Regions from separate parts of the Mus musculus genome. Here regions 1, 2, 3, 4, 6 and 7 are each linked to region 5. A link is a loop called in an ENCODE intact Hi-C map of the cell type or tissue named here. Cell type or tissue: heart. All regions are shown on one strand.

What was found. Hi-C counts contacts between places; a loop is a spot of excess contacts. Peaks named below come from ENCODE experiments on the same cell type or tissue, not always from the same donor. Only the 100,000 strongest peaks of a DNase experiment are listed, where the experiment ranks them.
Region 1: it touches region 5 in a loop (6-fold over the local background); 3 of 42 quality-filtered maps call a loop at or near these places.
Region 2: it touches region 5 in a loop (8-fold over the local background); 2 of 42 quality-filtered maps call a loop at or near these places.
Region 3: it touches region 5 in a loop (8-fold over the local background); 2 of 42 quality-filtered maps call a loop at or near these places.
Region 4: it touches region 5 in a loop (6-fold over the local background); 9 of 42 quality-filtered maps call a loop at or near these places.
Region 6: it touches region 5 in a loop (6-fold over the local background); 6 of 42 quality-filtered maps call a loop at or near these places.
Region 7: it touches region 5 in a loop (3-fold over the local background); 3 of 42 quality-filtered maps call a loop at or near these places.

What each region holds. Positions count from the first base shown.
Region 1 is chr4:105,656,833-105,660,832 of GRCm38, forward strand. No RefSeq gene overlaps it. Among named protein-coding and RNA genes, the nearest start is that of Gm29922, 190 kb to the right of the region's middle. In heart, no CTCF peak of the experiment used is centred here; a DNase peak (open chromatin) is centred at 2,029.
Region 2 is chr4:105,276,795-105,280,794 of GRCm38, forward strand. No RefSeq gene overlaps it. Among named protein-coding and RNA genes, the nearest start is that of Gm40217, 40 kb to the right of the region's middle. In heart, no CTCF peak of the experiment used is centred here; DNase peaks (open chromatin) are centred at 1,997 and 3,237; H3K27ac peaks cover 42 bases.
Region 3 is chr4:105,260,375-105,264,374 of GRCm38, forward strand. No RefSeq gene overlaps it. Among named protein-coding and RNA genes, the nearest start is that of Gm40217, 57 kb to the right of the region's middle. In heart, no CTCF peak of the experiment used is centred here; a DNase peak (open chromatin) is centred at 2,218; H3K27me3 peaks cover 330 bases.
Region 4 is chr4:105,550,458-105,554,457 of GRCm38, forward strand. No RefSeq gene overlaps it. Among named protein-coding and RNA genes, the nearest start is that of Gm40217, 230 kb to the left of the region's middle. In heart, a CTCF peak has its summit at 2,020 (motif pointing right); no DNase peak of the experiment used is centred here.
Region 5 is chr4:105,155,497-105,159,496 of GRCm38, forward strand. It overlaps Plpp3 (phospholipid phosphatase 3), which reads left to right and starts at 1,851. Exons shown (of 6, transcript NM_080555.2): 1 at 1,851-2,467. The coding sequence starts at 2,329. Gm29838 (a long non-coding RNA gene) reads right to left here and starts at 1,175. Exons shown (of 2, transcript XR_376486.3): 1 at 1-1,175. In heart, CTCF peaks have their summits at 1,625, 2,834 and 3,866; DNase peaks (open chromatin) are centred at 1,885, 2,965, 3,515 and 3,895; H3K4me3 peaks cover 2,771 bases; H3K27ac peaks cover 2,150 bases.
Region 6 is chr4:105,422,243-105,426,242 of GRCm38, forward strand. No RefSeq gene overlaps it. Among named protein-coding and RNA genes, the nearest start is that of Gm40217, 110 kb to the left of the region's middle. In heart, a CTCF peak has its summit at 1,532; a DNase peak (open chromatin) is centred at 1,799; H3K27ac peaks cover 290 bases.
Region 7 is chr4:105,402,036-105,406,035 of GRCm38, forward strand. No RefSeq gene overlaps it. Among named protein-coding and RNA genes, the nearest start is that of Gm40217, 85 kb to the left of the region's middle. In heart, no CTCF peak of the experiment used is centred here; DNase peaks (open chromatin) are centred at 186, 1,336 and 1,866; H3K27ac peaks cover 224 bases.

The DNA of each region.
Region 1 (4,000 bases), 500 kb after region 5:
TCAACCTTCCTACTGCTGCGACCCTTTAATACAGTTCCTCACGCTGTGGTGATTCCCCCCACACACCATAGAATTATTTTCGTTGCTACTTCATAACTGTAATTTTGCTACTGTTATGATTGTTACATAGTATTTTTGGAGATAGAGGGTTGCTAAAAAGGTCACGGTCCCCAGGTTGAGAAAACCATGTTCTGGACTCTTATCGTCAACATCCTAACTTCCAATTTGGAGCATACTTCTATCAAGAGACACTGGAAGATTTCCACTAAGCTTCAAACTGTGTTTCCATTTTGTCACAAGCACCCTTTATCATTCACCAACAGACAAAGACCTCAGTTTATCCTGATGAGGATAACGGACTCTGGATATGTAGAGGCACCAGGCTTGTTGCTATAGAGTGGAAACAAGGCACAATATACCAGAAACCTAGGGGATTCACCAAAGTGATCCTTGATACTTCCATGCATGGTCACAATAGTCACAAGGCAAGAGTCACCAAGGTTTATGCATTAAAGGCAACAAGCTCTCCTATCCCTCTAGGATGAGGTCCACCAAGAATGCACCCATGTATTGGCTAGGTATGAGGAAATCGTTAGAGATGTTGGAGATGGAAGTGTGGATTTTGGCCGTGGGAGTTCTGGTAAGATGAAGGGTTGCTTTTCTTCAATGGGATGAGCTCCTTTTGTTGAGTTCCTCTGTGCACTTCCTTGGCTGTATGCCACTCTTTCTTCTAGAAGTCACTTGGAAGTGAAGTACCTACACATGAGCTTCTGCTTCTGCACATGTGGGGAATCTATGTAGAGGAAAGTACAGCTGGGTATGCTCTCAGTTGCGCTGAGTAATCATTTTTGCAATGACACTTCAAAGTAGTAATATGTTGTTAGATTTCTATTCTGACACAACCTTTTAGTGAGGACCCTTGAAATTTTCCCACTACTATATGCCAAGGTGAGTGATCAATTCCCAGTCTTCCATATGAGTTGTGAATATTTTTGTCCTTTTGTTACTTTTAAATTATTTTTTAATTATATCTTATATTTAAAATAGACTTTATACATCTTAATATATGTAGAAATATAATTTGTATATAATATATAAATTTATTTTATATATTTATATGTATATAATATGTACATAAATATATAAACTTACGATATATTACATGCATATTTTATAAATATATTTATGTACTTTAATAACATATGTTATATATCTTGTATTTAAACATTTTAGTACAGGAACAGTTAAGAATATAAAACTAAATGTACTAAAATAAGAGACACTAGTTCACCAGAATTTTAATCATGTTGAAAGTTATCTAAAGTAGAATATTGAGTAAAAATGTATTGATACTACAACATGAAAAACAGAACATATGGTATATAAGAATGACTACAATTATAAAAATTACTGACAAGATGGGAGATGCTGCTAGTATTATAGCTGGGAGCTAGAGGGCAGAAATATATTTACGCTTTTATCTAATACTTAAAATAATGTAAAAACAGATATAAAAAGAATATAAAAACACAAGTAAGTTAAATGTACAGTTTCTGGTATTGAAAACCTGATGTAATTGAAATTTCATTGTGCTTGTCTTTTCTACCCAGTTGGGAACATACAGGGCTTTGTTCTTTCATTTGGGAAAAGTCACACTTTATTAATAATAACAACTTACTCTCTCAGGAGATCTGGGAGCAAAGGCACCCGGCTTTGGAATGCTGGGCCCTGCCCCTGCCTTCAAGACGTCTGAGAACGTTTCCTTGGAAGTTCCAGGATCAGTGAGTTTGCCTCCTTTCAATGGTTTCCTCAAACACATGTAACTTACTAAAGCTTAAAGACTTACATTTGTAAAAGCCATTAGTGTCGATTAATGCAGACAAATGATTGAGATTGGGACACTGGGAGGTGCAGCTCCACACCTTGCACCATTTATAGGCAGGAAATGAGGAACAATTAGGTTAGTGAGGCTAAAAGGCACCCACCCCCCAGCCCTGCCTGCATGAGGTCAGATTCAGGAAGGTTCCATGGGAGTGTAATGGGAGAAGGGGCGGGGCTGAGTAGGCAGATGGGATCAACAGGCAACAGTGATGGCCAAAGCAGATTTCTCTGCAAGTTATTTCATATCCCACATCACTGACAATAATAAGGACGAGTTTGGTTTTTTGTGGCCCTCTATGTATGCTTTTAGCTGTCTTGGGAAAACACCCATTCATCTTTATATAATTATTTTAATTTTTATTTGTTATTATCATCATTATTATTGTATGTTATATGATGTGTGTGTGTGAGTGTGTGTGTTCATGCCACAATTTATATGTGGAGGTTAGAAGACAATTTTACATAGATAGTTTGGTTTTCTCTTTCCACTTTTATGTAGGTTCCAGGAATCAAACTCAGGTCATCAGAAGTGTACAACAAGTACTTCATCCTCTGAGCCCCTTTGATTCCCCCAATTCCTCAGCAAGAAATATTTTCTGAGCACATAGTTGGTTCAAGGAATCTAATGTTAAATGGGTGTGTAGTTGTTTTCTCATGGAAGTCAATTTAGCCAGTTTTAAAGTTATGAGGCAGTGAATGGAGCCTATGGGACCCATGGAAAGCTACCAAAACCCAGTCTTGGGTGTGATAGAATTGGAAGTGAAGTCTAAGATAAGACAGGATAGATAAGTGAAAATGCCCATTCAAAAGATGAGAGAACTCATTTAGAATCGAAGCACCTAGACATATCACCAAGGAATAAAGAAGACATCAATTCTAGCTCTTAGGAGAAAATAACACAATGGAATTTTCTTTTAGTAAGAACAAGGAACAGCCCACTTAAATGCTTTTCTTAAACTTTTTGTTTCAATGTTTATGGAAAGGAACCTTATTTTTTAATCTTTTATTTAAATGCCCCGGAAATAGATGATTTTTAATTCTCTCAATAAAGTTCAACCAACTATACACAATCAGACAACTTCAGGGACATTTACTAAGCTATAGAGTGACTTTTTCTATTGTTGTGAGAAAGCACTATGACCAAGGAAACTCATAGAAAGAAGGGTTTGTCTGAACTTATGATTCTTGGGGAATAAGAGTTCTTATCACAGCACCAAGGAGCAGGCTGGAGCAGGATACTGGGGCCAACATCTTGAACTGTGATCAGGAAGCAGAGAATAAACCGAGAACAGTTTAAAGTTTTGAAATCTCAAAACCCACTTCTGGTAACATACTTCCTCCACCAAGGCCACACCCCCTAAGTCTTCCAAAACAATGCCATCAATCAAAGACCAAGTATTCAAATGCCAGAGTCTATGATATTTAATTATGTATCATGCAAACCACCATAGGACACATACTTAATCTGCAAGCTTCAAGGACTCACAGTCTGGTGAAGAGATTTAAGACCATATGCAAAGCAGAAATTCTCAAATTGTGTTCTCCAAGATAAAAATAAGACACTTCTTCAGATTTAATATAGTATTTAAGTATAATGAGGTTATTGTACTAGCCCTACAAAGTATACATATTTGAATAGTATCTTACTTCATGAGGCAAGGGCAGGGCCATCCTTAGCAACAAACTTCAGGTAACACAGCATCACATCCTACAGCTCCATTGTGAATTCTGTTTTGACTGCAATGCTTCATTAGAAGGGCACACTATCCCTGCTGTAAGTTTTCTTTCCTCCTTTAATGAGCTCTGTTAGATCCAACATTATATCCATCAATCATTTAATATGAATGACCTCTTAGTTTGATACTTAATATTATATCTGAAAGGGAAAACTTGATAATACTTCGATGCATATGTCAGATTAGATACCTGTTTAAAGCAGTCTTATCAAGGGTGGAACACAACAATTATTAATTCCAAAGTATGGAACAATGATGAAATATTTGGATGCATATAAAGCCACTGAGAACCCAAGTACTGATGATGCAGCATTACCCCCTTTATATGGAACAACCTTTTAGTTAGCATCCATCAATCTTGGCTAGGTAGCATTTGGCACTAG
Region 2 (4,000 bases), 120 kb after region 5:
TGACGGTGCACGGCACGTCTGTTTATTTTCATTCCACACATTTGTTGGCAATGCTGGGAGGCATTTGTGCTCTCTACGTTTTGTTTTGAAAGGTACAACATTTCTAACTTTGTCGAGTGGGTGAGTTCCCAGCTGGAAAATGGTGCTGGCTCCTGTCACCTGCCTCCTAACTCAGAGCACAGATGGATAGGAAGAGCAAGGGCCTTAGAGCCTAAAGAAGTGGGTTCGTGCCTGTAATATCAGCCTGCTCTGGGAGATGTGGCAGAAAAAAAAAAATCACAGGTTTGGGGTCAAAACTGGACAAACTAGCAAGGTTCCATCTCAAAAATAAAAGAATCAAGAAGAGGGCTTGGAGACGTAGCTCAGTGGTAGAGCACTGGCTTAGCACACACAAGACTCTAGGTCCAACCGCTAATGCTGCAGACAAACAGGCAAAGCCAAGCAGGCTGTACTTCAGCTCTTTATGGCGGTGGCTCATGCCGGTCCTCGCTTCTCACTGAAGGTGACTACTTTACTCACATTGTTTTAAGACGATAGCGTCTGACACTAAGGATGAGGTTTTAAAAGGTGGGTAAAGTAGCTGGGTGTCAGAAATAGCTTTGCTGAGGACTCAGGTCAGACAGTGCACATAAATTTAAATAAGGCAAACACAAAAGATATCAACAGCAAAAGAGAAAACAGATGCAGCAGCCAGCCTTCTGTGACAGGAGGATGGCTTAGTTAACAGTGGCAGGATGGCTAAGTTAATGGAGGCACATCAGTTTAACAGAATGCTATGCAGACAATAAAGATATAAAACTTTAACTCTAGCATGCTCCCAGATTCCCAAGAAGGAAGACTGGAGGAAAGCAAGCGAGCACCAGTAGCAACGATCTTAACAGACAGGAGATGGCCTGTGCATCAGTCTGAATGCACACACAGTTTGTCTTTCCATTTCCCAATTCCATAACGAGCAGAAGTTGTTTTGAAAATTAATGCCAAAATATGGCACTCATAAAGGGGCGCAAGGAACCCCTCATTGGCCTAGAGAGCAATTAATGCTCTTTAAAATCCTTTATCTCTGTCTTTAAGCATTATTTGGGGGTGTGGGGTGTCAAAGTGCCATCTCAGGATCCAGCACTCATCTCTTCCAGTTACTGTTTGGAATAGAAAGCTGTGGCAGCAGCAGAGGGAGTACGGGAGTACTTGGTGCGCCCAAGCCAAGGTGTCCCTCTGAGAAATCACGCCACACGACAGACCTGACATAAGGAAGTTTATCATGGATGAAGGGAAAGGAACAGGGGTGGAAAGGGGTAGAGGCAGAGGAGGGAGGGCAAAGAAAGGTGGGGCACAGAAGGAGGGAGAGAGAAAGAGAGAGAGGGGAAGGGGGAGGGAGAGCGAGAGACTTTGTGGGAATGCATGGGAACACAGAGGGTATGGGGGAAGTTAGAGAGAAAGAGAGGTCGGGGTATGGAGCAGCCATCTTCATTCTCTTTCTATGCTGCCATTCCTGGCTCGCACTTGACCGGCAGGCAATTGCTGCACCTGACTCTCAATTGGCCAGCAACGGTGTTGGTGATGCTGTAAACTGTTGCTAGGCCGTTGTTGGGAGGAGCCTAGCAGAATTGTCTGTAAGCCAATCGGGATTTGACTGGGTTCGAAGAAAAAAGCTTGAACAGTATAGTAAAGCTGGTCCCTAGGAATTGCCTGGGCTCAAGCTACCAATTGGATGTGCTGATATGATCTTAAAAACAAAGCCAAAGCCAAACCAAAACAACAACAAACCGCAAACAAACAAAAAATACCTCAAACAAACCAAAGTACCCAACACCCCGTTTAACATGTCACCCGGGAAGTAGGACAATGAGAAAGTGACCTCAAGGAAAAAAAAACTTCACTAGTTGAGGGAAGTTAGCTGTTCCCAGCATACCAGAACAGGGCAGGTGGCCAGAGGAATGCTTGTGGCCTAAAATACCAGTGGGTGATCTGGGGACAAATGAACCTCATGGGTACAGTTTCCAAAGTTAGGTCTCTGATAGCAGTGCCACGGACTTCCTCTCAGACAGCTGTTGGTACCCTTTCTGAGGGACAGTAGGAGAGGGTGGGGAGGAGAGTGTTCTAGAGTTGCCCTGCTTTCCCCTCAGCAGCAATGGCAGAAAGCTAAGGCCCTGGTGAGCCCGTTCTGAGAACGTCATGTTCTCTGCTCCCTTCTCAGGTTGTTCCCAGCATGTCAGAGTGAGCAACTCAAGGTAGGACTCGGTGAGAACAAAAAGACACAGGATTTACGGTGTGCAACGAGCTTTTTGTTATCTTGGAGAACACTTAAGATCTGGCCAAGATCATTGAGGCAGCAAGGCAGGCTTAAAACCAAGGAATCTAAAGCCGAGGGCAAGAACCAGTGACTGTTGAGTCCCAAACCTCCCCATGGACTCCTGCCAAAGGCATGGTCCGTGGATCTGCTCAGCGTGTGCCAAGTGCCAGGCTCTGAAGAAACTTGGATATGCTATTTCATCTGCTAGGGCCGGATGATGTTTTGCCTAAATTAGCGGCTCTCAACCTGGGGGTGACAACCGACTTGGGGATCGACTGACCCTTTCAGAAGGGTTGAATATCAGATATCCTACATATCAGATAGTTACATTGCAATTTATAACATTAGCAAAGTTACAGTTGCTAAGTGGCATTGGTTGAGGGGTCACCACAACATGAGGAACTGTATTAAAGGGTCACAGCACTAGGAAAGTTGAAAATCACTGCTCTAAAGCCTTGTGCTGAGGGTCTCATCTCCAGGGTTTCCATATTTGTCCCTTATTCAGTATGACTGGTGTCTTGTAAGAAAGGGCAACTGGCTTATGTTGTTAGTTCCAGCTCAAGAAGAAGAGGCAGGAAGACCTCTGTACATTAAAGGACAGTCTGGTCTAAGCCATCCAGAGCTGTCTCAAAAACAAAATAAACCAAAACCAAAACCAAACAACAACAACAACAAAATCAATAAGTGTGTGTTCTGTCTTGACCACAGACTTCCAGCCCCAGGGGCTGTGAGAGCGTGTGTTTCTGTGATTTAAGTCACTAGGCTGTGGCACCTGGCTATGGCAACCTTAGAATACACTGTTCTACCTGTTGCCTTGATGGCAAGGAACTGGCTTCAAGTGACAAAGAGAAAGCAGCTGCCAGGAGTGGTGACATAGCTTGGCCCAGGGGTAACAGTTAATGAGACTTGATTAGAAGCCAGTTCTCCTTGGCTGGGAAACCTGGGACTTGAACTTTGCTCTGAGAAGTAAGAGCATTTAAGTGAATGTTGCTGGGCAAACTGCAAATGCTCGCTGAATGAACATGACGTGCCTTGTTTTTGCGGTGGCAGAGGTCAGTCCCTTCATAGAGAACTGCAGACAAAGCCTGGCCCTCAGAGAGAGAATCTTGCCATACTCTGCCCTCCAATATCGGAGGCCTATCTTCCAGCTAGAAAAAGGTGTTTTGTTTTGTTTTGTTTTGTTTTGTTTTGTTTTGTTTTGTTTTGAGGCAGGATTTTTCTGGGTAGCCCTGGCTGTCCTGAGACTCACTCTATAGACCAGACAGGCCTCTGCCTCCTGAGTGTTGGAATTAAAGGTGTGCACCACCACTGCCCAGCTTTGAGAAGGGTTTTGTTTTGTTTTGTTTTGTTTTGTTTTGTTTTGTTTTGTTTTGTTTTGTTTTGTTTTTATCTAACAGGACACTGTGGGGCTGAAAGCAGGGCAAACAAACCTGTTTATTTCCACTTACCTCAAGGAAAGGTTTGACGGCCGGCAAAGGTCTCTCCCAGGCTTTGAATGCTAGGTTACACATCCTGTACCATCCTGGTGACTCTGCTCTCAGGTTCCAGGTGATATCTCCGGGAACTTCCCTGCCTGCTTACAGGCAATCTGATACCATTCAATGCCACCAACACTTATCTACTTTCAGCCTTCCTACACTCTGTCCCTATCCCCGCTTAAAGGTGACTCAGTCCTTAGATGGTGGCTCAGTCACCACTTCCTCTGGAAGT
Region 3 (4,000 bases), 100 kb after region 5:
GCACAGAAAGCAGGGAAAACATCAGGTTATGGCCTTTCCTCACAGGAGGCCTTTGTTATCTTTGCTGACCCGCATCTGCCAACTATAGAGGGACTTCTGCTATCTGTCACTTCCCCCCTAGGAATGCTGGGATATTTGAAATATACCACAAATCCCCATGTACCCCAGAAGTGGGTGGGGCTTCCTGAACTCTGCCCACCCCACCCTCAGTCCCCTCTGCCTCCATGTGTTTCTCATTACAGGGTTGATGGAAGGGGCTGCTGGGCTTGGTAGATTTATCATCATTCTGCCTTCCTCCAGCTCAGAAAGTTTGTGGTCTTAAAGGGAAAGTGGCTTTGACAAAGAAAGTTCAGTTCTGATACGAAAATGATGTTTAAGGCTCTGTCTAAGTATTGGTTACCTTATGCTATTGCTTTGGTTTATTAATATTGTTTTCCATGACAGGTGCATTCTGCTCTGTGAGGACAGAGTAACATGGAAGGCATTTCTTTGGGGCAGATGAAATTGGAGAAATAGAGCAAGTTTGGGGACAAGGATGATGATCTGGGAGTCTGAAACCATGACTAGCCCCTCCCTTATCTGTAGAGAAGGGTAGCTCCTGTGGCTTTAGTTTTTCGGCTTACTGTCTCTGCAGCAGTGCCCCTGCTTGTCAGCAGCTTGGGCTGACCCCTCCTGTTTATGGTAGGCTGTGTGTACACAGCTTATTCAGCAGGTCCTTGACACTTGCGTATTATAGGCCTTCTAACCTAGTCATTCTCCTTTCCTCTTCCCACAGTAGGCTGCCTCCTGCCTCGTGATAAGTGCTCTATCATTCATGACTTGAAATCAGTCATGGGACATATTGGTGGAGGTTCCGGAATGTTCTGGGAGCTTTAGAGTCATAACCACGGAGACATCATTTCTGATGAATCAACTCTTGTGATACGGTATCAGCAAGGTAACAGACCATAAATAGCAGAAGGAAACAAAGATTAATGTCGCTATGTCCCTGAGGTATCTGGGTAGGAAGGAGCCAAGGAGTTCCTTGGGGAAGTAGCTGAAGCCAGGGGTGATAAGCTCATGGTGGGTGAAAGGGGAGCTCTGGTGTTGACTGCCCTGACACTAGCCCAGCCTCTGTCACTAACTAGCTGTGGGATTTGGGGCAATTCATCTTCTCTCTGTGAGTCACCTTCACCCAGCTCAAGGGATGGAGGTGATGGGACTGTGAATATGAGAATGCAGGGAGTTGCACAGAGACTGACACGTGGAAAAGCCCAGTGCATACCAATGTAGCGATTATAATAGCTCACAGATACTGCCTGCTCAAAGGGGCAAGGATTACTTTAAGTGACTTAACTCATGAGGTCAGTATGATTTAAAAACTCACTTTGAGTTAAAGAAACAATATAAAGTTTATAGCAATTACTGGTAGTGTTGACATTGCCCTGGAAGCTCACAGCTTCCACTATTTCTATATATAATTATATGCATAATTACAATAATACAATTTTAATAATACATAAATATAAATCGAGACAGAATACATAAATAAAAATGTAAAATTATTTTAACAGAAGTTATCTTAAAATTTCTAGGTACCAGGAGTCAGAACTTTATTTATTTATTTTTTTATTTTTATTTTTTTGTTTTTCGAGACAGGGTTTCTCTGTGTAGCTCTGGCTGTCCTGGAGCACACTTTGTAAACCAGACTGGCCTCGAACTCAGAAATCCACCTGCCTCCCAAGTGCTGGGATTAAAGGCCTGCGCCACCACGCCCGGCTAAGGTCAGAACTTTTATACTGAAACTGTTCAATTAACCCTTACATTTGGCTTGGGGAAAATGTATTAAGCATCTCGTGGATGTTAGGAGAAGGAAGAGGGACAGCTTATCCTTTCTCCGCATCTCACTGCCTCTAAGAAATTTACTCAAGGTCAAGTTGTACAGGTCTCAAGATATCCTGGATTCCAACCGTCAGGGTGGACTAAAACCCCGAAAAGCGTCTTCTAACGTGCATCAGGAAAGAACGTCTATGAGACCACGGATCCAAAATGAGTAACGAGTGAGATCCTCAAAGGAAGTGGTGAGGGGCAATAGGAAAAGTACTGCTGGATCTGATGGTCCGTGAAGCACAGAGGAAATCAGGGAACACGGAAGATGATAGGAGAGCCTATATTTAAAACTGGCTCAAGGTAGGGAAGGAAGCGAGCGGCTTAATTTTAGAAAGTCCCAGACACCAAGGCTCCTGGGGTAAGAAATGTGGAAACTTGGGTGAGGATTGTCCATCATTTATCACCCGCTGTTCTCCAGAGAAGGAATTGGGGTGGGCAGAGTCAGCTGGAAGACTTCCCCGGGAGAGTAGAGAATGGTGAGCTCTGAAAGCAATCGGAAATGGCGGGCCCAGGGACCTCCTTCATTACCCTCAGCCTGGATCTCCCCACATATAGGATTTGCTGACAGAGGTTTCTGTTAAAGAATAAAGGAGATAACATAAAGCCAGTCCTGTGCACGGGATGGCCTGAGCTGGCGTGTGTCTAGTGTTCACTGACTGACTCTTCAGGATGAGGGGATAAGATGTTTGTAAGAGAAAGTTCTCAGCAAGGCAGGGGGAGAAGACTTCGGCTCACTCTAGTTTCTTTAGATCTTAATAGGTTTCTCACGTCTGCGAAGCTGTCCTTTTCCTTAGGAGTGCCTGGGATACTGGGCAGATTCGGGGCATGTTTGCTAGCTGTAGGCGACTACTGTTTGTGCACTCAGACCCTGGCATCAAATACTGTGGGGGAATTATATAATGTGCTCTGAAGTGTGGCATCAGAAGTGTGGCACTGCCATCGCCCTACTCTTTAAAATTGAGATAGCCTTTGCTCTGGTTTTTCAAATAATACAAATTGGTTGAAAATAACTTTTTTTCTCTCTGTTTCTCTCTTCCCTTCTCTCTTTTCTCTTTCTTACCTTCCTTCCCTCTGCGCTCGCTCTCTCTCTCTCTCTCTCTCTCTCTCTCTCTCTCTCTCCTCTCTTTTTCTCTCTCTTTCCTTTATAAAGGTTTTCCTTTATGATAAGCCTGGCCTCAAACTGTGGATGAATCCTCCTGCCTCACACTCTCCCTAAGGCTGGGATTAAGTGTTAGCACACTTAGTGGTGATAGCTTCATTAGTTCACTATGATCTGAAGCAGAAAGTGAAAGACCGCCTTCTAATTCCACTTTCTAGACGGAACTATTCTTATGTGTCCATTATTCTAGACTTGACTCTTTACTCGTAGGGACATACCCACTACGCTCTTTAGGTAGCAGTCACAGATACGCTATGAACCCTTTCCAGGCATAAGGAGTATTGTCAGCTATGACTCAATACCCATCATCTGAATAAAGAAGTTGAAGCTTGCCCTGCCCCGCGGAGCTGCTCTGTAGGTCTCACCAGTGCATCCTTCCACCATCCTGACCAGACTCCAGTTTCACTTCTGCCGTCTCAACAACTGTGTGGTAATTGGGATTTCTTCATTAACTATGACAAACCACGAGATAGACCATGCTCTGTGAAGGAATGAGTCACTTCACATGGTTTCAGTGACCTGGGGTAGGATGGGGGGAAGCGGGGAGGGCAGTATAGGAGATTGGGGCTCCAGTATGTCATTATGTATGATACCTGCCCCTCCCATCCAGGCCCTTTTCTTCACACTGGCTTCCTTCTGAATATCCATCTCATGGTAAGATGATGCCCACTAACTCTAGGCCTGCAGTCTGCCGGCTCACATCCAAGAGAAACACATCACACATCTTCCTAGTAGCTCCCCCACAAGACCTTTGACTAAATTAGCCAGTAGCATGCCAAGCCTGAATGTACCTAGCTTCTACCTCTGTGAATATGTCATCTGGAATCTATCAAGCCACTCCTGACACAGTGTCCCCTGTGGTAGGATAACAGACCCCAGAGGTGAGCTCCCCTTTTTCTAATGCAGTCCCTGACAGGAGGAAGACAACGATAATTTCCGGTGACATATACTGAGAGTCGTAGCACGCTAGGC
Region 4 (4,000 bases), 390 kb after region 5:
GATATGTATGATAGGATGTGAAGAAGAGACAGTTATTGCATTATGCAGAGGAGTGCACGATTTTGCATCCTCAAGGGTCTGAATGTCAAGGGATCCTTCCTGAGGAAGTTGGGTCTAACTCTGTCCTGTACCTCCTGCAGTGGGACTGACAGTTTGGGACTCAAGTAGGTTTAATCAAAACAGAATTAAACAATGTGAGTGAGTCCTACTTCTGTTCCAAATTACTCAGGAGAGGTAATGGGACTCTCGATGCCATATGTGCAGATGGCAACCTAGGGGACAAGGAAGGGGAGGGTGGGATTGTGCCTCTGCTGTCATGTGGGCTATGTTTTCTCTCACATGACTGACTCTGCTGTCTCTTTGCTGCCTGGGCTCCCAGCTACATGAGACCTAAGCTTACAAGCTCACAATCTCTTAGGACTGACAAGCCACACAAAGTTCCTCTGTCATAAATGCATGATAATTGAGAAGGACCTGAATATAGTAAGTCCTACAAATTGAGAGTAAATTCCTGACTGTTGGTATGGTTCATTCTGAGTACTCACCATCCATTCCCCCTGGGGAGCCATGAGCCCCCTTCCCGCAACCTTCTTCTAAATGAATCTCTTCAGTCTATGTTTGCCACTAGCAACAGTAAGGGAAGTTCCCACCTCATTCTTGGCCCCCAGATTACCGACCTGGCTTGATATTTTATTGACAATTTTCCATCTCTTCTGGACTGGGTTTTGGATTGGTGCTCCATGGGGGAAGAAATGGTTCTACTGGGCTCAGCCTTCCTTTGTAGCTACTATTCTGTTTTATTCTGGCTTTATGCTCAAGTTTTTGAGCCTAGTTTTCTTCATCTATCACATGCAGGGACTGTATGAAACCAGTGGCTACTACTAGTTTCCACGGGCAGTGGTGATTTTGTTCTTTAGGATCACTCATGCTTGCAAGACTGAATACAGGCATCCAGTGGGCAGGAACCAGAGATGTGGCTGAACACATCCGCAGACTATCTCATCACCAATGAGTTCATCAGTTTTGACGTGCCCTATTGTTGCTTCTTTGTACAGTCTGTTCTTTCTCATTCAGAAAGACTTGATGGGTTTTCCTCAAAACATCTGCATAGTATTTATCTCTTTGTAATTACTGATGAGCTACTTCAAAGGGCAGAAAGTAGGTGAACTTAGGAATGAAATGATCGAGTAGATGTATGTAGAACGAAATGATCATAATAGCAGAGCCCTACTCAGTTCTGAGTTATCTACTAGTGTATATGGGTAACATGGATTCCATGAGAAGAGATCGCTGGACAAAGGTCCTCAGTAAAACTTTCTTCAATTGGATAGAATGTTTAATCTAATGCCTGACTTCTGTACTGAAAGAAGTTTACTCAACAGCTTCACTGATGAACTAGAGATGCCAAGAAATATTTGATAGCAGAACTAACGTTTCTCCTTGTCTTTCTTGATGCCCAGAACGGTACCTGGCATGTATTAGACAATCAGTATATAGATTTCACTGATTTGAAAATCAATTTTATTTAGCTATTGTAAGAGTTAAGGTTCTAAAACAGGTATGAGGACAACTAAACTTTCTGTCTACAGTAAGATTAAACCATAGCCAAGATGCCCAAGGTATTAAAAAGAATGCCAGACAACATCCCTTAAATTTTAATCTTGGCAGCTAGTTCGCATCTGTCTTCCCCTTTCCAGGATATCCCTCTTTATTGTACTGTCCAAATCATGGAACTCTTAAAATATGCAGTTGGCTTAACACTGAGCAAGCCGTTTCCTTTCTTTTTGATAAATATTCCAGATTTTGAAAGAACACCTCTAAGAACCGATTTTACAATGAGATTTAAGAAAGGATGTCTATAAAAAGTAAATGTTTTTAATGTCCCTTGGATGACTTAGGAGCCTATGTTTTTTTTTGAAAAGCCTTGGTGAACACAGACCCTGGGAAATATCTTAAATACAATGGTTACAGGTACTTCAAGTGGCATCAGAAATGTGAAGAGTTCACTTGCTATAGTACCTCCCGCACACCAGAGGGCACTGTGCAGATTGTAATTATTTTTTCTTCATAGAGACTAAAGGTTGAACAATGGGATTGGCAGTCTTCCCCCACAAGGATCTGATAGTGTATCAACCTCTACACACCATCTAACATCTGTTGCAAAGCATTCAATTCTGTTATAGTAGGAAACAGCTGTAGATTCTATATGCTGACATGACTGTGTTTTAATAAAACTTTATTTATAGACACTGGACTATGAATTGTACACAGGTGTCACAAACAGTAGTGTTACTTTTAACATTTAAAAATTTAAAAAACATTTTCTGTTCACAGGTTTTAAAAAGTAAGCAGGACAGGGGGATATGTGAAATATAGTTTACTGATCCCAGGACCAGTTAATTATAATAAGAATAATAGTAACAATAGCAATTTACTACTATGTGGTAAGTACTATATACTTTTTATAATCTATTTTTCAAGTGATAAACGAAGACTTAGAATGTTCATTTGGGGAGTGGTACAAAGTTAGTAAATAGATGAGCTGAAATTTGATTACCTAATCTGCTGATCTCAAGCTCTGGCTCCCTTGTCAATGGCCTAGTCTCTCATCAAAAGCATGCAGTTTCATACTAATCTGTTATTGAATGACTCATGGTTAAGATCTGCAAGCTTGAGGACCGGGCATATGTCTCAATGGGTAAAAGTATTTGCTATACAAGTCTGATGTCTGGGTTTGATTCCTAGAATTCACATGGGAAAAGTTGAGAAGTGACTCCTACAATTTGTTCTATGTGCTCACCATGGCAAGTTCATACCTGTTCTCTCTCTCTCTCTCTCTCTCTCTCTCTCTCTCTCTCTCTCTCTCTCTCTCACACACACACATACACACGCATACACACACGCACATGCACACATGTGCAAACACACACATGCACCATATATCCACATAGTAATAATTAATATAAATTAAGTTAATAAAAATAAGAAAGACTTCCAGGCTTGGTAAAGAGAACACTGCTAAGAATTAAGAGACTTGAGTCTTGGCCTTACACATGCCAATAACTCTGTTCTTCAATGATCTTGTGTGTGTGGGGGGTGTTCTTTAATTTTCTGAGTCTAGTTTCCCTATCTATCACATGCAGGGACTGTATGAAACCAGTGGTCACCACTAGTTTCCTTGGGCAGTGGTGATTTTCTTCTTTAGGATCACTCATGCCTGCAGGACTGAGTACAGGCATCCAGTGGGCAGAAACCAGAGATGTGGCTGATCATCCCACAGTGTGTCCAACAGCCACACGTGGTGGATAATTCTGTCAACTTGACAGCTCACTAGTGAGATCTACCTTTAGATATGTCTGCCAGAACCTTTCCAGAGAGGATTAGCTAAGCAGTCAAACACTGCTCCCAGGCCCCTCTTCATGTGGGCAGCAGCACCCCACAAGCTGATGCTAGCATCTTAGGCTGTACACAAAGGGAGAACAAGAAAGCCTGCTGAATGCCAGCACTGCCTCCCTTCATCCTTTCCCACTGGAATGTAAGAAACCCAGCTGTCTCCTGCTGCTGCCACCAAGGATCAGATAGGATCACCTCCATACCTTCCCTGCCTTGATGGATCAGAATTCTTCAAACTGTAAGCCCAAATAAATCTTTCCTCTCTAAGTGGTTTCTTGTTAAGTGTTTGGTCACCTAACAAAAGCTCACCCCCTAACCAAGAACTGTTGTAAAACAACACTAGTGTTCATGTTGTGAAACCAAGACTTGGTCCTTCCACTTCCAGAAATCTGAGTCTTTAGAATTGTTTTTCCAGAAATTTATCTAAAATTCAAATGACTTCTTGTTTCTGAATCACACGTTCCTCCTTTGTGAAACAAAACAAAACAAACAAACAAAAAAAAAAACTAAACAGCGTAACCCTGAAGATTCTTTTGGCTTTAAAAGTATCAAGCCTGTGATTAACAGGGGAGTAGTGAAAATAAATGCTATGGTTTTAAATCTAAGA
Region 5 (4,000 bases):
AGGACAAGGAGAGGGGGTGAAAGATCAGGGTGCACCGGAGGAGAAACAGTGTGCTAGTTGAGGGGAGGAAGGTTTATGATGTAGGTAGAGGGGTGGGACCGAAGCGGTAGGCAATAAAAGGGATACTCAAGAGGGCTGGCGGTGGGATACAGAGTTATGGAGTGGCCCACTAGGGCAGTCGGATATCATTTGTACTATCCATCCAAAAGCTAGGACTTGGAGCTGGGGAGATGGCTCCGTGATTAAGAGCAACTAGTGTTCTTGCAGAGGACCCAGATTGGGTTCCCAGCACCCACACAGTGGCTCCCAGTCATCTGTAACTCCAGTTGTAGGGATCTAACAGCCCTCCTTGGCCTTTGTGAGTGCTTCGAGCATATGGCACACAGACATACATGCAGGCAAAACACTAGTCTGTATAGACTGATATAGAATACTAGATAGAATAATCTTTTTATAAAAACTAGAACCAGCTGCATCTAATTCCAGCTCTCGAGAGGCAGAGGCAGGCAGATCTATCTCTGTGAGTCTGAGGCCAGCCTGGTCTACATAGTGAGTTCTAAGACATATTAGGGCTAGAGAGAGAGAGAGAGACCCTGTCTCAAACAAACAAACAAACAACAATGCTAGAACCATTGAGCCATTTCCACCTCTGTATTATAAAGACCCTTGGAAGAAATGTGCATTTGTATGCTATGTACTGTGCTCCAAGCTTGATACTAAGGAAAATGTAAGGGAGGGTCCTGACCCTTCAAGTGTTGATTCTCTTGAAGGAAAAAAAAACAAAAAACAAAAAACCAGCTCATAAAAAAGTAATCAACTTTAAAAATCATATAAAACCATATAAAAAGTATTCAAAGGGAAACATCAGATTCCTTGAAAGTCAAGGCCAATAATGCTCAGGTATGCCGGAGGCCAGCTGGACTAGGAAAGAGGCGGGCAGGCTTGGCTTTGGTTACCCACGTTCAGAACTAGTAGTATTGGCTCAACTCACCGAGCTCCTCTGTTGTGCAAGCTTTGCTGCAGAAGCACATGAGAAAGAATCAATTATATCTCCACCATGACTGCCTGGGGAGAAATATTTTGGTGTCTGTAGTTTACTCGCGGGGAAATTAAGGCACAGAGACATAGGATTCTAGAACAGGGGGTCTGGCTCTGGAGTCTCTTTTTTTTTCGGGGGGGGGGGGGGTGGAGGGGAGGTTCGAGACAGGGTTTTTCTGTGTAGTCCTGGCTGTCCTGGAACTCACTCGGTAGACTAGGTTGACCTTGAACTCAGAAATCCGCCTGCCTCTGCCTCTCAAGTGCTGGGATTAAAGGAGTGCGCCACCACCGCCCAGCCCGGAGTCTTTTACACCGTAGGATCTTCGGAATCTAGCACAATTATCCGGTGCTGAGCGTTAAAAGCAAAACAACAACCAACCTAGCTTTCCTTGAAAATTGAATTTTTAGGATAATCCAATTCAAGGCTGAAATTTGTAAATAAATAAACAAGTAAATAAAGAAAGCATTTTAGTATTATAGACCTCCCACCGATCCTCTCCCCACCTCTAATCAAAGGCCAGCAAGAAAAAAAAATTTTATTTATATGTTTTTTTTCCTCCCCTTTTGTGATGCTTTGGAGTTTCTGAACGCTAGGGGCTCCCTGATTCTCTGGTTTGAGAACAACTTTTTCTTTTACGATTTTTTTTTTTTTTTTTTTTTTGGAAAAGGGGTGGGGGAAATGTGGCCTTAATTATCCTACGTTTTAGGCAGCTTAAGGAAGGGGCTGTGCTTTCTGAATCTTGTTGGAGCCAAGTAAGGAGGTCCTTCTCCTCCCCCCTCGCTTTTTAAAGGCGCTCGTGAAATATAAGCTCAGAAAACAAACCGAGCGATCACAGCGGCAGCCCGGGCGGCAGCAGCAGGAGGAGGAGGAGCAGGAGGAGGAGGCAGAGTTGGAGTTGGGCAGACGCTGAGGAGAGCTAGCTGCAGGACGCTGCGGAGTTGCAGGGCTCCGCGCTGCTCCATTCATTAAGTAGCTGCGGAGGATCGTGGCGGGACGCCGACGCTGCCCACTCGCAAACTCCAGCACGCAGACGCACGCCAGCCGGACGCGTCCGGGGCAGCACAGTTCTGCAAAAGTTCCTGCTCGGGATTTGGCTCTCTTCCCCTTGGACTAGCGAACAGTTTGGGGTTGAGAGGAAAGCAGAGGCGCCCAGAGGGGAAACCTACCCGCGTCTGCAGTTGGAACTACTCCGCCGGGCTGCACTCTCGCCGCCGCGTCCCGAGCCCGCATACCCGCTCCTGAGCAGCGGCGGCCCGCATCGCCCCGGGAGGCTCCCCGCAGCCAGCGCCATGCAAAGCTACAAGTACGACAAGGCGATCGTCCCTGAGAGTAAGAACGGCGGCAGCCCGGCGCTCAACAACAACCCGAGGAAGGGCGGCAGCAAGCGGGTGCTGCTCATCTGCCTGGACCTCTTCTGCCTCTTCATGGGTGAGCGCAGTCCCACGGGTCCCACCCAACCCCTTCCGGGCCCCGGGCCCCGCTGCGCTGTCAGCCCCCAGGGTCCCGCAGCCATCTCCCCCACCCCCGGGCGCCGTGCTGGCCGCGAGCTCCCCGCCCTCCCGGACCCCCAATCCCCGGCCTGCGAATTCAAGTTGGGGCGTGCTTGTGCTTTCGCGGCAGCTGGAACCACCTCCTTAGGGGTGATCTCCAGCTGGGAGTCCGGCCCAGCACCTCGGAAGGTGTGAGCTCGAGCTCCAAGATATGGAGGAAACCTGTGGCTCTCTGCTCTGTATCCGAGTCAGATGCGAGTGAGACCCATCTCGGTCTCCGAGCAAGGCAGGCTCCTGCCGGAGTGGCGCTGCTCGTCCCGGCTGCATGTAAACATCCACCCCTTCCGTCGCGCTGCCTTGCAGGGCCAGTCGCGCTAGCCGGCCTTGTCACTCGCTACTCGCTTGGCTGAAAGCCCCAGAGGGTGGAACGCGGCTCTACCGGGCCAGGTGCTGGGCAGCGAGGAGCACATCACTTGTTGAGCGCCTACTGTGTGCCAGTTGATAGGCCGCTTCCCGGGCATCAGCTTTAAACTAGCTCACTCCCTGACTTGTGCCGGGAGGCCACTGAAAGAAAGGCTGCCTGCCACAGTCTTGCTTGGGGGCCACAGTGGAGCTACACTCCCTCAAAGTTGAGGCGCTAGCTCAACTATTAGAACAGATGCAAGTTTCAGCTGAAAGAGCGGTGGGAGGCTCAGGAATTGAAGTGGGAGAAAAAGGATTTATTAAACGGGGGGGGGGGGGGAGCAATTGACATACATCCAGGGTTGAAGTAAAAAAATAGGACTTTTTCCTTTAAAGCGACTTTTGATGTAAATGTGTGGAAAACTTGTCACCAAAGCATTGCCCCTCTGCCACCAGCTGGGTGTGCCACCTAAGTACCCCCTTGGCCTCAGTATCCTCCTCAGTTGAATGAGTGGATTCAAGTAGATGGTCTGTGAGGCCCCTTCCTGCATTAAGAACTCGGATGCCGTCCAGGAGCCGCTCTGCCAACACGGCTAACGGAAGAAACATCTGTGTTCCCAGTTAAGTTCCCCCAAAATAGAAAGAACTCCTGCACGGAGGCTTCATCCTTTTGGAAGGGGGTTAGCCGGGGCAGGCTGTGGCGACCTGGCTTAACTTCCTTCATTGAAGACTCTTAGGCAGTGGCCTCTTGTTCTTGCCGGACTACCTTCCTTAGAATTCTGTGAGACGATGGGTTTCTTAGAATTTAAAATTAAGAATGGCCCTCTTGTGATAGGGACAGTTGGAGGGAAGATTACGGGCTGTGAAAGGCCAGGGGGCTTACAGTAGTAGTTATGGAGATCCAATTCTCTGCTCAGATCCCAGGCGCTCAACCTTAGGATGCTATTCAGAGGACTTGTCACTGGGGGGCCTGCCTTCCTGGTGGCGGCAGGCTTATTATCATGCGTAGTGAGCCAGATGACTTAAGGTCTTATAATCAAGTTGTTGAATTTTTAAAAGACCCTTCCAG
Region 6 (4,000 bases), 270 kb after region 5:
ATGGTCCCAGAAGAACACTCTTTGGGTACTAGAGCATGATTTGCAATCAAGTGTCGAAAACTAAATGAGACATTTGAAGAAGAAAATGAGCAAAAGCTACCCTGATGGGCGCTCTTGTTATCTAGGTCTCCTTAGTGGCAATATTCCATGCTAATAGAAGTGACAGCACACTGTGCTAGGAGTGTAACAATTTGAAACATGTACCTACTGTAGAAAGTTTTGTTACTGCTCCTGAAATTGTCCTGGGCTGGGGTGAGGACTGACTGGAGACCCAGGGCCAGGTGGGAAGGGACACAGTCTTAGGTAAGACAGACATTGTCAGAATCGGGCCAGAGGCAACAAAGGAAACAGAGCTTTGCTGATCTGTTGAAAACCACTGGGGGAGGTCTCACTGGAAATGAGTCGGAGGCTAACTACGCTGCTATTTTGGGCTCATTCAACGACAGGACCTAAATCAAACAGATGTGCTTTTGCCCTCGTGCAACACTCTAGAAGTTTGTCATATGAAACGTGGCTTCCCTGTCTACTTTCAAGGAAATTATCAACCCATCCTTAGCTAAAGGGAAGAGCAAAAGAAAGCAAGGGGAACAACTTTTTCCTCTCCCCCTCCTTGTCTTCCTCGTCTTCCTCCTCCTCTGCTTCTCTGTTTAGAAAGTGACCCGAGAACGAGACTGTCTTCCCCTACTTTATTTATGTTCCACTGTATGGCCACTGCTAGATTCAAAGAAGGCTGGGAAATTCAGCCCATAGTGTGCATGGAAGACAGGACTCTCCCATTTGGTTCATGTGGAGAAATTTGCTAATTAAAGGAAGAGAGGGAGGATAGATTGATTTATAGGAGTCTAGTGACTAGATTTTGTCAAACCCATTAATTCTCTTTATCTTCCCACTGAAGCAGGAGCCCTTTCTCTTCCCTCTGCCTCCTTATGGTCTTCATGGGCAGTCTGGCTTTAAGGGACGACCCGACATATACACTATGATAACACTTTGTTGCAGCCACTGTTCTAAGTTACTTATGAGCTGAGTAGTTCAATCCACAGGGAAAGTCTTTCCTTTTTCTTTAAATCTCTGGACTTGGGCTGAGGGAGAAGAGGAGAGAGAGAGAGTGATACCTTACACAGATTAGTACAACAGTTGCTATAGCTGTCATTTGAACTCTTTCTGATTTCAAGGTGTTGGTGTTTTCATTCTACCACAGGTAGCCTTCAGGTCCCTGATGGTGTGAGAACTGGCTGGGGCATGGGGTGGGGGTGGGGGTGGAGCAGGGTCAAGAATGATGAGTAATGGGAAGGTAGTGGGGTGAGCACAAGTAATAAGAGGACCAAGTACCCTCTTTCCCCCTCCCGTGTGTGTGTGTGTGTGTGTGTGTGTGTGTGTGTGTGTGTGTGTGTGTGAGTGTGTGTATGGTGTGTTCATAGACACATGAAGGCAGTCAGGAGAAAGACAGATTAAAAGACTATGCTTACAGGCACCTGTTTGCTGATTTATTTCTATGTAGTCTCTGCAGACCCAAGCCTTCCCTGACTTGGAAAGCATGGGGGAGCTGTTTGACAAAACAGCTGAGTCACCCAAGAGTCTGACCTTTAATGTGGAAAACCGTCACCAAGGACAGGGCTGAGGAGTAGCTGCTGGGTAATCAGGAATGGGGGTGGGGGTAGGGGTGGGGGGATAGGGTCCTGGCAGGACAAGGCAGTGGTCAGAGCAGCAGGGTGGGGAGCCAGAGTGCAGGCAAACTGATTTCCAGGAAGGAAATGCTGCCCCACCCACTCCTCCTCAGGCTGAGGCAAGGTTGCCTTGTTGTCTGGTTCCAGAGAAGGACCTCTCACAAGAATTCTATTGTCTGACCTTCAGAAATGAGAATAAAGTTGTTCCTTAAGGGGGACAATGAAGATCACAGCAGCCAAGGACTCGGGCCGGAAGAAGGAAGTCCTTAAATGCTCTAAGAACTTACAACAGGGGTTTGGGACAAGGGTTCAGGGACTACACTTCAGGAAAGGCTGGGCCTGGGAAGAGAGGTAAACTGAAATCTGTCCTGTTGGGTGCCTAGCCCACATCCTCGAAGGCGATGGTTCCTAGCTACAGAACTGGAGTGCCCAGCTCCATGTTCTTGCAGGCTATACTTCCTGCCATAGACCTGGGAGTGCCCAGGCCCCACTTCTAAAGAATGCCCTCTTCTGAGCCCAACAGAGCTGCTCACTCTTTCTAGAATAGAGTCCCACTGTCAGCAACCCAGGTCCTCTCTAGTGTGTCATGTTCCCATCTAGGTCATCCTCCACCTCCATGATCAAGTTCCATTGTTCCGGGAAGCCTTCCTTGATGGAGCAGGGCAGAAACACGTATCCATCTGCTTTATCTTGAGGTCACACTACTTTGTACTTGCACAGGATCATAAATTCTTAGGTGCTCAGTAAATAAATAAGTGCTGATAAATTAAAAGTTCTGAGGATCTTTAACTGCTATTTTTTTGGTAAAAGTTATCACTAAAAATTAAATATGGTCAAGTCATGTATGTTCATGGATGAAATTTACAAGACCTTTTGCTGTGTTCTGATTTTTGTGGTTGTTCTTGCTTCATGAAGTGTGACCACTGAAACTATTTGAACCTCCAGCTAGAAGACGTGGGTAAGGAATTCCCTGTCATCTACCTTTCTGCTTTCCGCTCTCCAGAGTCCCATCTCTAGGCAAGGGGCTATGGGGACAGATGATGGCCTCTTCCTGCAGGAAAACGCCCTGGGTCCACTCCTGAAACTCCTACAGGGATCTCAGAATATTTGCATTTTAAAAGGGTCACGGTTGAGAGGCCAGATGCCTTAGGGGTGGGACTTTTTCTAGAGCAGGAAATCAAGTTTTAAGGGCAAAGGTGCAGAGCTCTCCAGAGCACAAGAACAAAGGGCCAAAGATTCTTCGCTCAGCTTCCTTAGAGAACCCTCATTCAGCTTTGAGTGAAGACCTCTCCTCCTAATCAAAACTTAAGCAATGGGAGACGGGGGTGGGGGTGGAATGTAAATGCATACGGCTAAGAGAAAGAAGCCAATCTGCAATGCTGCGTGCCATGCCATATGTTTCTCACAAGATGACATATGTCTTGGTAGACATACCATAAAGACAGTATGAATGTCGGTGACAGACTGTAGTTGGGTGAGGGGTCAAGAGGCCAGAATAAGGGACAATAAAACTATTCTGGAAGACATTGCAATGGCGGATGCCTGACACCTAGTTGTCAAAAAATCCACAGAGTGCACAATACAAAGACAATCCTAACGTAAGGAACAGACTTCAGTCAGGAAGTGTGTCAATGCTGGCTCAGCGTTAACTGTAACATATATGCTGTATCAATGCAGGATGCTGATAACAGGGGAGATAATGTGGCCGCAGGGGTGGGATGGGGGAGATCCTTGGGAATTCTGTAGCTTTTGATAATTTTGTCACTAAGTCTGCAGCTTCTCAAAAAATAAAAGCAATTTTATTTATAGGAAAAAAAAAGAAACATTTCCCTGATCATGCCTAACATTTACATTCATATCATATATTTACATGATGTGCCACACACAGGTACTGTCCTAAGCAATTTGTACTATCAATGCACTACAAATGTTCTCAAACCAAACCCATGACACAAGCACAGTCACACTGGCCTCACACCATTGACAGGGGAATGAAACTCAGACAGGTAGGTGAACTTCCCCTGTGCCACACAGCATAGCAGCAGGGCCTGATTTGGCCCCAGGCAGTTTGGCTCCAGAGTTGACACCAGGATGTAAGGTCCTTTGCTGGTCAGCTGTCTGTCACCCTGAGACACATATGTCACCTTGACAGACCCCTGAGTTAACGGATGCAGAGAGACTTTTCCTTCTTGCTCACAGTCATTCCTGTTGCGTCACACAGTCTGCTAGCCCCTTTGGAATGACAGTGAGGTAGCAGTATCCTGACAGGGACACACAGCACAGAAAAAGCCTTTCCTTCATGGTCAAGGAGCAAAACAAGATGTGGAAGAGACCGG
Region 7 (4,000 bases), 250 kb after region 5:
TCCAGGTCTGACCAGTAAAGAAGGAATGGAGAGGAGAATGAGATGGGGTCCTTTAGTTAGTTTTAGGGCTCTAGGCCTGAGCTGAAAAGGAATTTAAAAATGTCAGAAGAAAGTCTGGAGCTCTCAGCCCTCGACAAACACCATTCAAATGTCTCTTATCTGGGCATTCAAAGCAGATGTCCCCAGAGGACCTCTGTTCCAAGGAAAAGGCCAGTGGTGACTGCTAGAAACTGGTGAGGTCAATAAGAAGACTGTTATTTCCAAAGAAATCCAAGAGGGCAGGCAGAAGACAGAAGGAAGACACGTGTGCATGGGCTCAATATGATTGCAGTGCCCAACTCCCGTTTTTGATTCTTTACAAAACAGTGCAGGGTGATGGTGGTGGTGGTGGTGGTGGTGGTGGTGGTGGTGCTGGTGCTGGTGGTGCTGGTGGTTGTGGTGGTGGTTGTGGTGGGGTTATGGTGATAATGGTGGTGGTGGTGGAATACAGGTTTGAATCTTAGGTAGCAGCTTATAGTCTATAGTGTCTCATGTAGGCTAGACTGTGAAGTTAACTCAAACATGTGAAGTTGGCCTTGAATGCCTGAGTCTTCAACTTTCATATCTCATGAGCTGGAATTATAAGCATATACTAGATTTTTCTTTTGTTACCATAACAAATAACTGGAAAAAAACTGATTTGAAAAGAGGGATAATTCTTTTTGGCTTATGGCTTTTAGAGGTTTCAGAAAGTCTGCTGGTTCTGTGCATGGGCCTGAGATGAGACTGAAGATTATGGCCATAGTAAATTGCTGTACTGTTTGATGAACAGGAAATGGGGTGGGGCGTAGTAAGGAGAGGGAGGAGGGAAAAAGAGAAAGAGGCAGGAGTCGAGACATATTTTTCTATGGCCCACTCCTAGTGACCTTCATCCTCTAAGTCACAGGTCTTACATTTCACCACCCCCTAACAACTCCACATTACCATGACTATCCAGAGGGATTAATCCTTTGAACATGTCAGAACTCTTAAAAATCCAATCACTTCTCCAAACCCCAGTGCATGACCCCTAGGAGAAAATGCCACATTCAAACCCTGACATGGCATATGGGGACCAGTATTGAACTCTAATTTGCTCTCAGATTTTGGGCTATCCCAAATCCTTCCCTCCAGAGGATCTCATGTTCCTGAAGGGGCTGACAGTTGGCTGGGCCAATGGATGCACCCAGGCTGTTCGTGCTCTGTAATCTAAAGCCTTGGTTATTTTTTAATCCTAACTTCCCACACGCCAGGGAGGGTGGCTCAGGTCCAACTTTAGGGCACATTCCTGACATTTCTAAAGCAATATTCATTCATGCCAGATAGGTGCTCGGCCCTCTAGCCAGGGACTTTTGCAGGCTTTTGCATGCTGCTGTAGGCTCTGTGTTAAATACTCCAGCTGTCTAACTCATGTGATTAAGTGGTGTGGGGCATGGCAGATGGGAGTGGGGTACAGAGTGGTGGTGGAGGTGGTGGGGATGGGGGTGAAGGGTAGAGGTGGTGGTGGTGGAGGGTTGGGGATGAAGGTGGAGGGTGGAGGTGATGGGATCAGAAATGGGGGGGGTCTTTGCTTGCAGTTACTCACTTCTCTAAAGTGAGTAACTTCTGTCCTCTGTATAAAAGGCACCTACAGGCTTGGGTTTTTACCTGGAATAAATCTGCTTATTTCTTTGAGTACTTGGGATGCCTGGCCCGTGACGAACACTAAGTGAATAAGGCTATCTTCAGGATTTCTTGCCAATGTTTTTTTTTTTTTTTATACAGGAGGAAATGGATTCTCAGACAGGTTAAGTAACACACTCAGGATGCTAGGGCAAGCATACGGCAGGAAGCCAGGCAAGTGCGTAAGGATATTGTGACTTCATTTCAACCTGGGACCTGGCAATGCCTGGACAACGTCCCTTCCTTGTCTTGGTCAGTTTCTGCCTCAATCTGAGGCAGGCTTCTAAGAAAGGATGCAGAATATATACAAGCTGGCTCTTCAGGATAGCTCTAAAACCAATTCTACTCTGTCTCCTTCGTCACCAGTATTCTTACCACCAGCTAGTCCCCAGGTCCCCTAGAGCCAAGAAACTGCTGAGCAGGGAGTAGAAGCACAGAAGAGTAGAAGACAGAGGGATTGTCCTGCAATGGCAGCTGCCATTTTACCTTGTGTGGGTAGTATTCAAAACACTCCACACATCGCCCCCCCCCCCATGACTCAACAAAAATTTCCAGTGTTCCTTCTTGTGTCTGGGGACTCTCCCTATACCACAGTCTGCTCCAGCAATAGTCCATTCCCCTTCCTTTAGTCTTTTTTGTTAAGATAGATTAAAAAAAAACTGATTTAGGCCATCTTTATTTTTAATTTGGTTGTAAGTATGGCCATCATGACACACTGATATAATTGGAAATGACAAAATCTCCTCAGGGTCGGTCGCTTGAATGTAGACGAGCCACTATGACAAAAGGAAACTGCCAGTGATCCAAACTGCACTGTCAGTCTTTCCTATTCACTGCTCTTTTGAAAACAAACAAACAAACAAACAAACAATCCAAAAAACAACAACAACAAGAACAACAAAATGCAAGACCAAAACAAAACCATGACTAAATAATCAAAGTGGCCTATTAAATTTAGATATGAACTGTCTGATGAGAGAAACTGTATTTTATAGACATGATGGTCTCACAATGAGGTTCAAAGTAAAGCTATGATTAATAGAACGGGATGAGGATGAGGCAGTAAATGGATTTGATGTATGAATTCTCCATATGATTGAAATTATGAGAAGTTCATCTTGAGGCACATAAAGAGGGTAAGTCAGATTACCTAAATACAGTGGTGATGTGAAAATCTGCAACCACAAATTGCATAGTTTTTGGCAATGACAGTCTAGAAGAGACGATGAAACAAAGACCCAAAGCTCAAAACTTACAGTTTTAATGTATCTACAACTTAGTTCAGTCCAGCGGTGTGGGGGTGAGTTTTCTGTACAATCATACTAATTGAACCATTTAACATCTAATAAGTCAGATATGTAGCTCATAACTCATCCTTAGCTAGATAGGATTGACCCTGTATTTTTTTTTGAAATTGTAAAAGTCATTTTCTTAACCCTATTAGCACCAAATAAATAAAGTAAGAGCAAAATGAATGCAGGCTTGCTATGTTCTCAATCTCAGGACGCTGGCAAGCCATTCTTCCTTAGGTCAAAGGTAGGTTAATAAAAAGCAAAACAAAAGATGCTGCCCTGAACAGTGGATGCTAAAAGTCACTTAAGTTCTTACATAAATTGTCCATAGAATTTTCTTCCAAAACCCATTTTCTTTGAATGTATGCTGTGACTTTAGTCATTGGCCAATCATTGACTAAGTGAGACACTAGGGGCATGAGACACAGCTCATGCCTTCCACCAGGGTGGGACACATGTGCTGAGTTTATCAATAGACTTGCCCTACTATGTAGAGGAAGTGACAATCTGTTTTCTTCTTCTTCTTCTTCCTTTCTGGATAAGTCTTGGATATGGTTGGTCCTCAAGCTTGCCTGTCAGTGCCTCACTGGACTGAGGAAAGTGCTTCAGATGACTAGTGGTTGGCAAACTAAAAGTGGGTTTGGAATCACCTTTATCTGTTTGCATGTTTACCGAAGAGGCAAGCACAGAGTGGATGTCTATCAGAAACTGTGTTCAACACTAATTTTAGCCCGAGTTCATATAAAATTGGTGGAAATTGGTTTGTTGAGTCATCAACGCATTCAGCAGATGTCTTACTAATTCATTCAACAAATGCCTTATCAAGCTCCATAATGGGTGCTGTCTGGAGGACTTGGATTTAAAGGGGCAAATAAAACATTCTCTGTGTCCTCACGTAGCTTGTGGACATGAAGAATGCCTGGCTCCGTCATCTCAGCCTGACCTCTTGTGCTCTGAGAGCCTCATTCCTCTGGAGACTTTACAAAACAGGCAGGTCATCCAGCCCCAGACTCAACACTGGGATGCAT